Regions from separate parts of the Mus musculus genome. Here region 2 is linked to region 1. Evidence: chromatin loops called from intact Hi-C (ENCODE). Cell type or tissue: left cerebral cortex. All regions are shown on one strand.

Region 1 (5,000 bases):
CCTTTGGATCCTAGTACAAAATACAGGTTAAAGAAACCAACCTAACTTTACATAGGTGTAACCTGTTTGGTCCGGGAACTCTAGCCATTTGTTCCATGACTCCTTTGAGGAATCATGTAGACAGGAAGATCTCTGACACCTCTATGGACCTAGCTCCTTATCTAGGTTATGTTTCCATTTCATCAGTCCATTTTCCTATATGTACCAGTAGACATTGTTTTAATTCAATAATATTGAATATTAGCCCTTGGTCCTCTCCAAGAGACTGGAGTGGAACTTTTGATGGACCTTACAGGCAAGGTTAGTAGACCCTGAGGTCACTTGTGACGTAAGATGCTATCCTACTGTGTGCTCAGCTTTTAAGAAACCGGTGTTAACAGTCACCCTTACTTACCCTTGGGTTTCCCTGTGCCTAGCTGTAATCTCAAGTCCTGTACTCTCCGTGTCTCTGACCAACAGTAATGAATGGGTGTCATTTGCTGAAAACAGCACACACAGAAGTTGAAAGCAATCTCCTAAAGCGAATATCCACCACGAATGTTGAACACAACATTTAAATATTGCTCGATAAACAATAGTGTTTGAGATACTGTTTTCTGGGTCGGTTGGGGTTAATTGGAGTCCGATTTAATAATCCCTTGTAAAACGCTGTTAAAGATTTCTGTTATCCCTCATTCCTTCTCCATGTTATGCTTTCTGGGCTGCTCAATAGAGAACAAAGCCCTTTGTGACAGATGAACACACAGTGGGGATAGATTTACAAGACAGTCTTCAGGCAGGCACAGATTTAGACTCGTGTAACACACAGAGGATGAAGACAGAAGACACAGGGAACATGAAATAGAAAATAAAATCTGAGCTTACTCTTGGTTAAATGACACCAAGGGGAAACGCTTTCTTTCCTTAATGTGTCACCAACACGTTATTGGTGATTTGGAATTTATTATTGTGTTCAAACTGACTACACGCTCTCCTTCCCCTGCCCCATTTTAGTTTTCCTAGATACTATAGATTTTCATGATTCCACGTGAGCTTTGAAAAAACTCCTCCTAGCAATGCAGAACTGTTTTCTGTTGTGGGTCCCTCCTCCCCTCCCTTTCTTTACTTACAGGGTCGTTAGTGTCTCAGACTATCCTCAAAGTCCCTATATAGCCAAGGATGGCCTTGAACTTCTGATTCTTCTCTTTGTCTCCCAACTTCCAAGTGCTGGGACCACAGGTATAAACTGCCAAGCCCACTTTATGCAGTGCGGGGAACTGGACACATGGGCAAGCATTCTACCTACAACTACAATCTTAGATTAAAGGTACTTTTAACCTCTTGAACTTAACTGTTAGAACGTAAAGATCATCTTAGATTTTCTTTTCAGCTACCTTGGGTAGTTCTGAGTTCTTGCTAAATGGGAACATTCATAGAGGTCCAGCACACCACCATGGAGTCAGAGGTCATCTTGTAAGACGAGCTGGCGGGCATGGTGGTGCACGCCTTTAATCCCAGCACTTGGGAGGCAGACAGAGGCAGGCAGATTTCTGAGTTTGAGGCCAGCCTGGTCTACCAAGTGAGTTCCAGGACAGCCAGAGCTACACAGAGAAACCCTGTCTCGAAAAACCACAAAAAAAAAAAAAGAAAAAAAGAGTCCCCTCCATTTATTTGTCCAAAGAGTTAGGTATCTGTTAGAGACTCGCACAGCAGGCCTGAGAAGACCCTGTTTATCTGAATGCATGCACTCTTATGCTTCAGTTAGGGTCTTGAAGGAAGACCATGATCGGCGAGTGACTAGTGGGTGTCAGAGTCATGGGTAACAGTTATGTAAACAAGAGTTGAGAGGGAAGAATTTTGAGGCTCATATGAGCTGAAGAAAGTGAGTCTCTGAACTCCAGTTCTGAGGAGGCTAAAGTTCAGAACATATGCTCCACTCAGGTTATAGAAAATCAGAATTTGAGGGGTGAACCAGATAAGGCTTAGGGGAAAAGAAGACACTAGTAAGCTATCTGCATCCAAACATGGAGGCAGATGAAGGTTTGGGGAGGTAGGTGTGGATCCTATAGGCATTTGGATTCAATGAGTCCATATTGAACACAGAACCTACCCAGGGCAAGAATGAAGCAAAGGCATAAGAAGTGTAATCGTTTGGGACATAGGGATGGCCACAGCAGGGATCAGGTATTTTGTTCCATTGGGAGAGGGTTTTTCATGTGTCCTGCCAGGAGCGGAGAGGAAGTTTATGTGCGATTCTCTTAGTGTGGTCTCAGATCCAAACTCATGACAACTTCCCAGTCTAACAGAGGCACCCAGTAGACTAAATTCCATTGTCTGTCTTCACAGTTCCATTTTAAAAGTTTTCTCACTTCAATTGTCCTATTTATTTAGTCTTTGATGAGAACTCTGATTTGAGCCTGCTCCTTTTCCTAACAGCTCTCCCATCTGGATCCACCAGAAGCTGTGGATAAAGTAAACCGCATACTGATGTGTTTCTGCATCAGTCTGTTGTTTAAATTGCTGTCTGATAAGAGTGAAAACAGGATTCTTTTTCTACAATAATTGGCTAAACTTGTAAATTTTGATAAATTATTTGTAACCTTGTAGTAGAACAAACAGCAAAGGCTAGAATGTGTGTAGTGCAGTGGCAAGGCATACCCAGTGCTTAGCAGGCCTGGATATATGATCTCCCCTGTGAAGGTAGGCACACATGCATATGTGTGCATAACATTCTAACAGACAGTATATACCTCCAAATGAGATTCTCACATTGCTTCTGAAGTGCCCAGTGACTAATACTTCTTTTGCTCTTCATAGGGGTCTAGTGTTGGTTCCACAATAAAATGTGACTGGGGCATATACTGTAATAACCTCTAGTTCACAACTCTACAACACTCCAGACATTATCTAAGGAATATGTGTCAATCAATGATGGATATGAACACAGGTTGGCCAGAATTCCTAACTGCTCAGGCAAATGGCTCAGCAGCTAAAAAGGTGTGTCCTGACCTTGTTACAGCAGACCTCACTGCTGGTACCAGAGTGACATTTTCAGTGGCAATGCCTTATTCCCATGAACTTACTTATCTTAGAGTAATGCTATAGCCCCGGCTAACTTCAGACTTGAGCTAGCGCTGGGATTATAACCATAATACCATGTTTGGCCCCATGTGCTTTAATATCACCAGGTTGTAAGTTTCATGATGTGAACATGAACTTTTCTTTTCCTATGTCTAACACATTAGGAACAGTTTTGTTAGCAGAGGAAGTAAGGGAGAAGACGCAAAGCCAGTTCAGACGACCTTCCCTACATGTGGTACACAGCCACTGCACGTGTATATTCCAGCACCAGTTGACAACATTTAAGAGCTGTAGTCTTTTTATTGCTGACATGAATGCTGACAACTTTGTTGTAAAAATGGATGATAGCTTGCTTGTTACTGTAAGAAAACAGACGCCTAGCATTCACCAACTGTAAAGTGTGCATGTGCTACAAAATGGGTGCAAACAGAACGGCCTTAATGAGGCTGTGCTTTCCAGCAAGCCTTGCCCTTGGCTGCTGGCAGGTACCGCCCTGCTAGAGACAAGGACACAGGAGCTGTGGGCACTGGCTGCAACAGCCAAATCATTGCAGGTATGGTGACAGATAAACTTTTATACAGTGCTATCGTACAGGCGATTTGTGTAGGCTTTGCCAGAATTCACCCTGGCAAAGAAGCAATTTTAAATGGCTTGCAACCCAGATGTTTACTCCACCCCAAAGGCAGGGTGTGGGGAGGGGTTGCGTAAGTTCCTCCACGTCGTGCTCTGTACAATGAAGACCCTATCACAACCCACTGGAAACTGGGCTCCCAATCTTAAATATAACAAAATGGGAGAAAGTGGGCGTGGCTCTGTGACCTATAGGACCAGAAGAAGCCAGAGCATCCGGCCTCCAGGAGGGCCACATTGGTTCCAGAGTTTTCCCAGGACAGCACGGAGATGGCACATGAGGACCACTGTCTGGAACGCTCTCTGGCTGAGAGAGGGATGGTGCTGCCACAGAGGCAGAGCCCACTTTCTCATACACGTAGCTTTTAATAGAACACTATCTAAAAATAACAGGCAGCGAGTGAGCACCGTGTCAGCCTCATACAAATGACAGGCATGTCTTACAGAAAAGCTGTCAGGAGTCTGCAATCCTTTAGAGCTTGAAGGCCAGAAGTGTTTATTGTTAATACTCTGTGGGGACCTCTTGGCTTGTAGCCTGACTATAGAGAGCACTGGCTGAGTCAAAGAAGGCGCAGTCCTTCCATCCTACTGAGGTAGTGAGTATTCAGTTACACCGGGCTGAAGAAAACTCTACAAAATGGCTACACACACAGCAGAGGAGGTTTAATAGTGTCAGCAACTACATCTTAACAGTATCCACTTGTTACTGGAGTGCTTGTAGTAGTGCTTTCAGATGAAGAAGGACCAGGCTTAGGACAGAGTTTACGAGAAATTGCTGCTGCTGAGCCTGTTACGTACAGACCGTGGTACTCTGCTTCCCCTTAACTTGGAATGCTTGAGTGGCGGTGAAAGGAGCCCACCACGTGGCACTCACAAGAGGAACCTTCAGAGGTAAGATTTGTGGAAAGTTTTCCCAAAGCTTTAAACTATTAGACCACGCATTCTATACGTTTTAAAGTGAATTCTGCGTGAAAGTCTGTGCAAACTACAACATACGTTGCAATTAACAAATTAACAATCAAGGAAAAACCTAGTATACTTTAGCATTAGTATTTAAGTTATATAAAATACATCTTTATAAAAGTACAGAATCTCTTTTATAAGTTTAAATTATACCCACTGAAATAGCCAGATTCTCTGCTAGTACTAAAGGGTTTATTGCTCTAAATTATTGCTTAGCCCTGTGGAGCCATGAGAAAGCTATAGCAAAAACTAGAGTTCTGTTTCCTAAGGAAAACTGCCTTAGCAACTCAGCTGTCATCCGGTCTGTCTGGCTGAAGGCTGTCAACAGAGAACTCTTCCATAGGGCT
Region 2 (5,000 bases), 740 kb after region 1:
TTTTCATGATTCCACGTGAGCTTTGGAAAAACTCCTCCTAGCAATGCAGAACTGTTTTCTGTTGTGGGTCCCTCCTCCCCTCCCTTTCTTTACTTACAGGGTCGTTAGTGTCTCAGACTATCCTCAAAGTCCCTATATAGCCAAGGGTGGTCTTGAACTTCTGATTCTTCTCTGTCTCCCCACTTCCAAGTGCTGGGACCACAGGTATAAACTGCCAAGCCCATTTTATGCAGTGCGGGGAACTGGACACATGGGCAAGCATTCTACCTACAACTACAATCTTAGATTCAAGGTACTTTTAACCTCTTGAACTTAACTGTTAGAATGTAAAGATCTTAGATTTTCTTTTCAGCTACCTTGGGTAGTTCTGAGTTCTTACTAAGTGGGGACGTTCATAGAGGTCCAGCACACCACCATGGAGTCAGAGCTCATCTTGTAAGACGAGCTGGCCGGGCATGGTGGTGCACGCCTTTAATCCCAGCACTTGGGAGGCAGACAGAAGCAGGCAGATTTCTGAGTTTGAGGCCAGCCTGGTCTACCAAATGAGTTCCAGGACAGCCAGGGCTACACAGAGAAACCCTGTCTCGAAAAACCACAAAAAAAAAAAAAAAAAAAAAAAAAAAAAAAAAGAGTCCCCTCCATTTATTTGTCCAAAGAGTTGGGTATCTGTTAGAGACTCGCACAGCAGGCCTGAGAAGACCCTGTTTATCTGAATGCATGCACTCTTATGCTTCAGTTAGGGTCTTGAAGGAAGACCATGATCGGCGAGTGACTAGTGGGTGTCAGAGTCATGGGTAACAGTTACGTAAACAAGAGTTGAGAGGGAAGAATTTTGAGGCTCATATGAGCTGAAGAAAGTGAGGCTCTGAACTCCAGTTCTGAGGAGGCTAAAGTTCAGAACATATGCTCCACTCAGGTTATAGAAAATCAGAATTTGAGGGGTGAACCAGGTAAGGCTTAGGGGAAAAGAAGACACTAGTAAGCTATCTGCATCCAAACATGGAGGGAGATGAGGGTTTGGGGAGGTAGGTGTGGATCCTATAGGCATTTGGGTTCAATGAGTCCATATTGAACACAGAACCTACCCAGGGCAAGAATGAAGCAAAAGCATAAGAAGTGTAATCGTTTGGGACATAGGGATCAGGTATTTGTTCCATTGGGAGAGGGTTTTTCATGTGTCCTGCCAGGAGCGGAGAGGAAGTTTATGTGCGATTCTCTTAGTGTGGTCTCAGATCCAAACTCATGACAACTTCCCAGTCCAACAGAGGCACCCAGTAGACTAAATTCCACTGTCTGTCTTCACAGTTCCATTTAAAAAGTTTTCTCACTTTAATTGTCCTATTTATTTAGTTTTTGATGAGAACTCTGATTTGAGCCTGCTCCTTTTCCTAATAGCTCTACCATCTGGATCCATCAGAAGCTGTGAATAGCTCATGCATACTGGATAAAGTAGAACTGCACACGGATGTGTTTCTGCATCAGTCTGTTGTTTAAATTGCTGTCTGATAAGAGTGAAAGAAGGATTCTTTTTCTACAATAATTGGCTAAACTTGTAAATTTTGATAAATTATTTGTAACCTTGTAGTAGAACAAACAGCAAAGGCTAGAATGTGTGTAGCGCAGTGGCAAGGCATATCCAGTGCTTAGCAGGCCTGGATATGATCTTCCCTGTGAAGGTAGGCACACATGCATATGTGTGCATAACATTCTAACAGACAATATAGACCTCCAAATGAGATTCTCACATTGCTTCTGAAGTGCCCAGTAACTAATACTTCTTTTGCTCTTCATAGGGGTCTAGTGTTGGTTCCACAATAAAATGTGACTGGGACATATACTGTAATAACTTCTAGTTCATAACTCTACTTGTAACACTCCAGACATTAGCTATCTATCTAAGGAATATGTGTCAATCAATGATGGATATGAACACAGGTTGGCCAGAATTCTTAACTGCTCAGGCAAATGGCTCAGCAGCTAAAAAGGTGTGTCCTGTCCTCGTTACAGCAGACAGTTACATTTTCAGTGGTAATGCCTCATTCCCATGAACTTACTTATCTCAGAGTATTGCTATAGCCCAGGCTAACTTCAGACTTAAGCTAGCGCTGGGATTATAACCAAAATACCATGCTTGGCCCCATGTGCTGTAATATCACCAGGTTGTTAGTTTCATGATGTGAACATGAACTTTTCTTTTCCTATGTTTAACACATTAGGAACAGTTTTGTTAGCAGAGGAAGTAAGGGAGAAGACGCAAAGCCGGTTCAGACCTCCTTCCCGACATGTGGTACACAGCCACTGCACGTGTATATTCCAGCACCAGTTGACAACATTTAAGAGCTGTAGTCTTTTTATTGCTGACATGAATGCTGACAACTTTATTGTAAAAATGGATGATAGCTTGCTTGTTACTGTAAGAAAACAGACGCCCAGCATTCACCAACTGTAAAGTGTGCATGTGCTACAAAATGGGTGCAAACAGAACAGCCTTAATGAGGCTGTGCTTTCCAGCAAGCCTTGCCCTTGGCTGCTGACAGGTACCGCCCTGCTAGAGACAAGGACACAGGAGCTGTGGGCACTGGCTGCAACAGCCAAATCATTGCAGGTATGGTGACAGATAAACTTTTATACAGTGCTATCGTACAGGCGATTTGTGTAGGCTTTGCCAGAATTCACCCTGGCAAAGAAGCAATTTTAAATGGCTTGCAACCCAGATGTTTACTCAAACCCAAAGGCAGGGTGTGGGGCGGGGCTGCGCAAGTTCCTCCACGTCGTCCTCTGTACAACGAAGACCCCATTACAACCCACTGGAAACTGGGCTCCCAATCTTAAATATAACAAAATGGGAGAAAGTGGGCGTGGCTCTGTGACCTATAGGACCAGAAGAAGCCAGAGCATCCGGCCTCCAGGAGGGCCACGTTGTTCCAGCGTTTTCCCAGGACAGCACGGAGATGGCACAAGAGGACCACTGTCTGGAACACTCTCTGGCTGATATGGGGATGCTGCCGCCACGTAGGCAGAGCCTACTTTCTCATACACATAGCTTTTAATAGAACACTATCTAAAAATAACAGGCAGTGAGCCCCGTGTCAGCCTCATACAAATGACAGGCATGTCTTACAGAAAAGCTGTCAGGAGTCTGCAATCCTTTAGAGCTTGAAGGCCAGAAGTATTTATTGTTAATACTCTGTGGGGACCTCTTGGCTTGTAGCCTGACTATAGCAAGCACTGGCTGAGTCAAAGAAGGCACAGTCCTTGCATCCTACTGAGGTACTGAGGTAGTGAGTATTCAGTTACACCGGGCTGAAGAAAACTCTACAAAATGGCTACACACACAGCAGAGGAGGTTTAATAGTGTCAGCAACTACATCTTAACAGTATCCACTTGTTACTGGAGTGCTTGTAGTAGTGCTTTCAGATGAAGAAGGACCAGGCTTAGGACAGAGTTTACGAGAAATTGCTGCTGCTGCTGCTGCTGCTGCTGCTGCTGTTGAGCCTGTTACGTACAGACCATGGTACTCTGCTTCTCCTGAACTTGGAATGCTTGAGTGGCGGTGAAAGGAGCCCACCACGTGGCACTCACAAGAGGGACCTTCAGAGGTAAGATTTGTGGAAACTTTCCCCAAAGCTTTAAACTATTAGACCACGTATTCTATACGTTTTAAAGTGAATTATGCATGAAAGTCTGTGCAAACTACAACATACGTTGCAATTAACAATCAAGGAAAAACCTAGTATACTTTAGCATTAGTATTTAAGTTATATAAAATACATCTTTATAAAAGTACAGAACCTCTTTTATAAGTTTAAATTATACCCACTGAAATAGCCAGATTCTCTGCTAGTACTAAAGAGTTTATTGCTCTAAATTATTGCTTAGCCCTGTGGAGCCATGAGAAAGCTATAGCAAAAACTAGAGTTCTGTTTCCTAAGGAAAACTGCCTTAGCAACTCAGCTGTCATCCGGTCTGTCTGGCTGAAGGCTTTCAACAGAGAACTCTTCCATAGGGCTGTGTCAGCTGCTGCTACCCTTGGCTTGCTTTGTCTGGATCCAAAGTGGAGTCTTGATGCAAAGTTCCTGCTTGTGCCAGGAAGCTGTTATTTTGTTGTCCCCAATCATAGTAGTCTGGAGCAAAACTTTAAACAAACAAACAAAACCAGTTCAGTGGCTTGACACAGGGTATTGCATATATGTCATATGTGGATTTTAGCAACACACCTGCGTCTTCAGGCCTAGTATCTTGCCCATTTTCTACCAAACTGCTATGCACACTGCTGCCAGCCTGAATTCAAGTCTACTGAACCCCGCAGAGTTTAGAAGTTTGCAACTACAGAACCTAAAACTAGTCATTGTGGGGAACACAGATTTAGGAGAAAAAAAAAAAAAGGCCGGGCGTTGGTGGCGCACGCCTTTAATCCCAGCACTCGGGAGGCAGAAGCAGGCAGATTTCTGAGTTCTGGGCCAACCTGGTCTACAGAGTGAGTTCCAGGACAGCCAGGGCTATACAGAGAAACCCTGTCTCGAACAAAACCAAAGAAATAAAAAAAAATAAAAAAAAATAAAATTAAAAAAAAGTGACCCCTAAGGTGGGATATTATCGTGCGTTTTGGATAGATAATGTCTATGTCTCAAGTTCCTTGTCTGTGCAACAGGAAGACATTAGCAATTTTCTATTTGGGCTGTTGTCAGGGTTGAGTAAACACCTATAAAAGTCCTCAAGAGCGATCCCTGAGATATCATTGGAACTGAAAAACACCTTTCAGTTTCCTCTATCATAGAAAAGGGTCTTTTCTTGCTCTCGGTACAGGGCGAGTACTGCCCTCTCAGTAACTTCTGGCAAGTAGTGGTTAGGGACGCTCCAGCACTCCAGTGGGGTTACAGGGTGAAAGTGTGGGGCAGCTAGATTAGATAAGAGAGAAGCTTTAGGAAGAGGTGGAGCTCAGACTCTAGGAGGAGAGCTCTTGACCCTGAGAAATCTTTATGTTGGCTTGCTTCCAGAG

Evidence for each region. A loop is a pair of places that touch in the nucleus more often than their neighbours do. Peaks named below come from ENCODE experiments on the same cell type or tissue, not always from the same donor. Only the 100,000 strongest peaks of a DNase experiment are listed, where the experiment ranks them.
Region 2: it touches region 1 in a loop (9-fold over the local background); 6 of 42 quality-filtered maps call a loop at or near these places.

Annotation. Positions count from the first base shown.
Region 1 is chr13:12,610,725-12,615,724 of GRCm38, forward strand. It overlaps the pseudogene Gpr137b-ps. Among named protein-coding and RNA genes, the nearest start is that of Ero1b, 47 kb to the left of the region's middle. In left cerebral cortex, no CTCF peak of the experiment used is centred here; no DNase peak of the experiment used is centred here.
Region 2 is chr13:13,355,288-13,360,287 of GRCm38, forward strand. It overlaps Gpr137b (G protein-coupled receptor 137B), which reads right to left. Exons shown (of 7, transcript NM_031999.2): 7 at 2,333-4,136. The coding sequence ends at 4,025. Among named protein-coding and RNA genes, the nearest start is that of Gm7040, 35 kb to the left of the region's middle. In left cerebral cortex, no CTCF peak of the experiment used is centred here; a DNase peak (open chromatin) is centred at 3,021.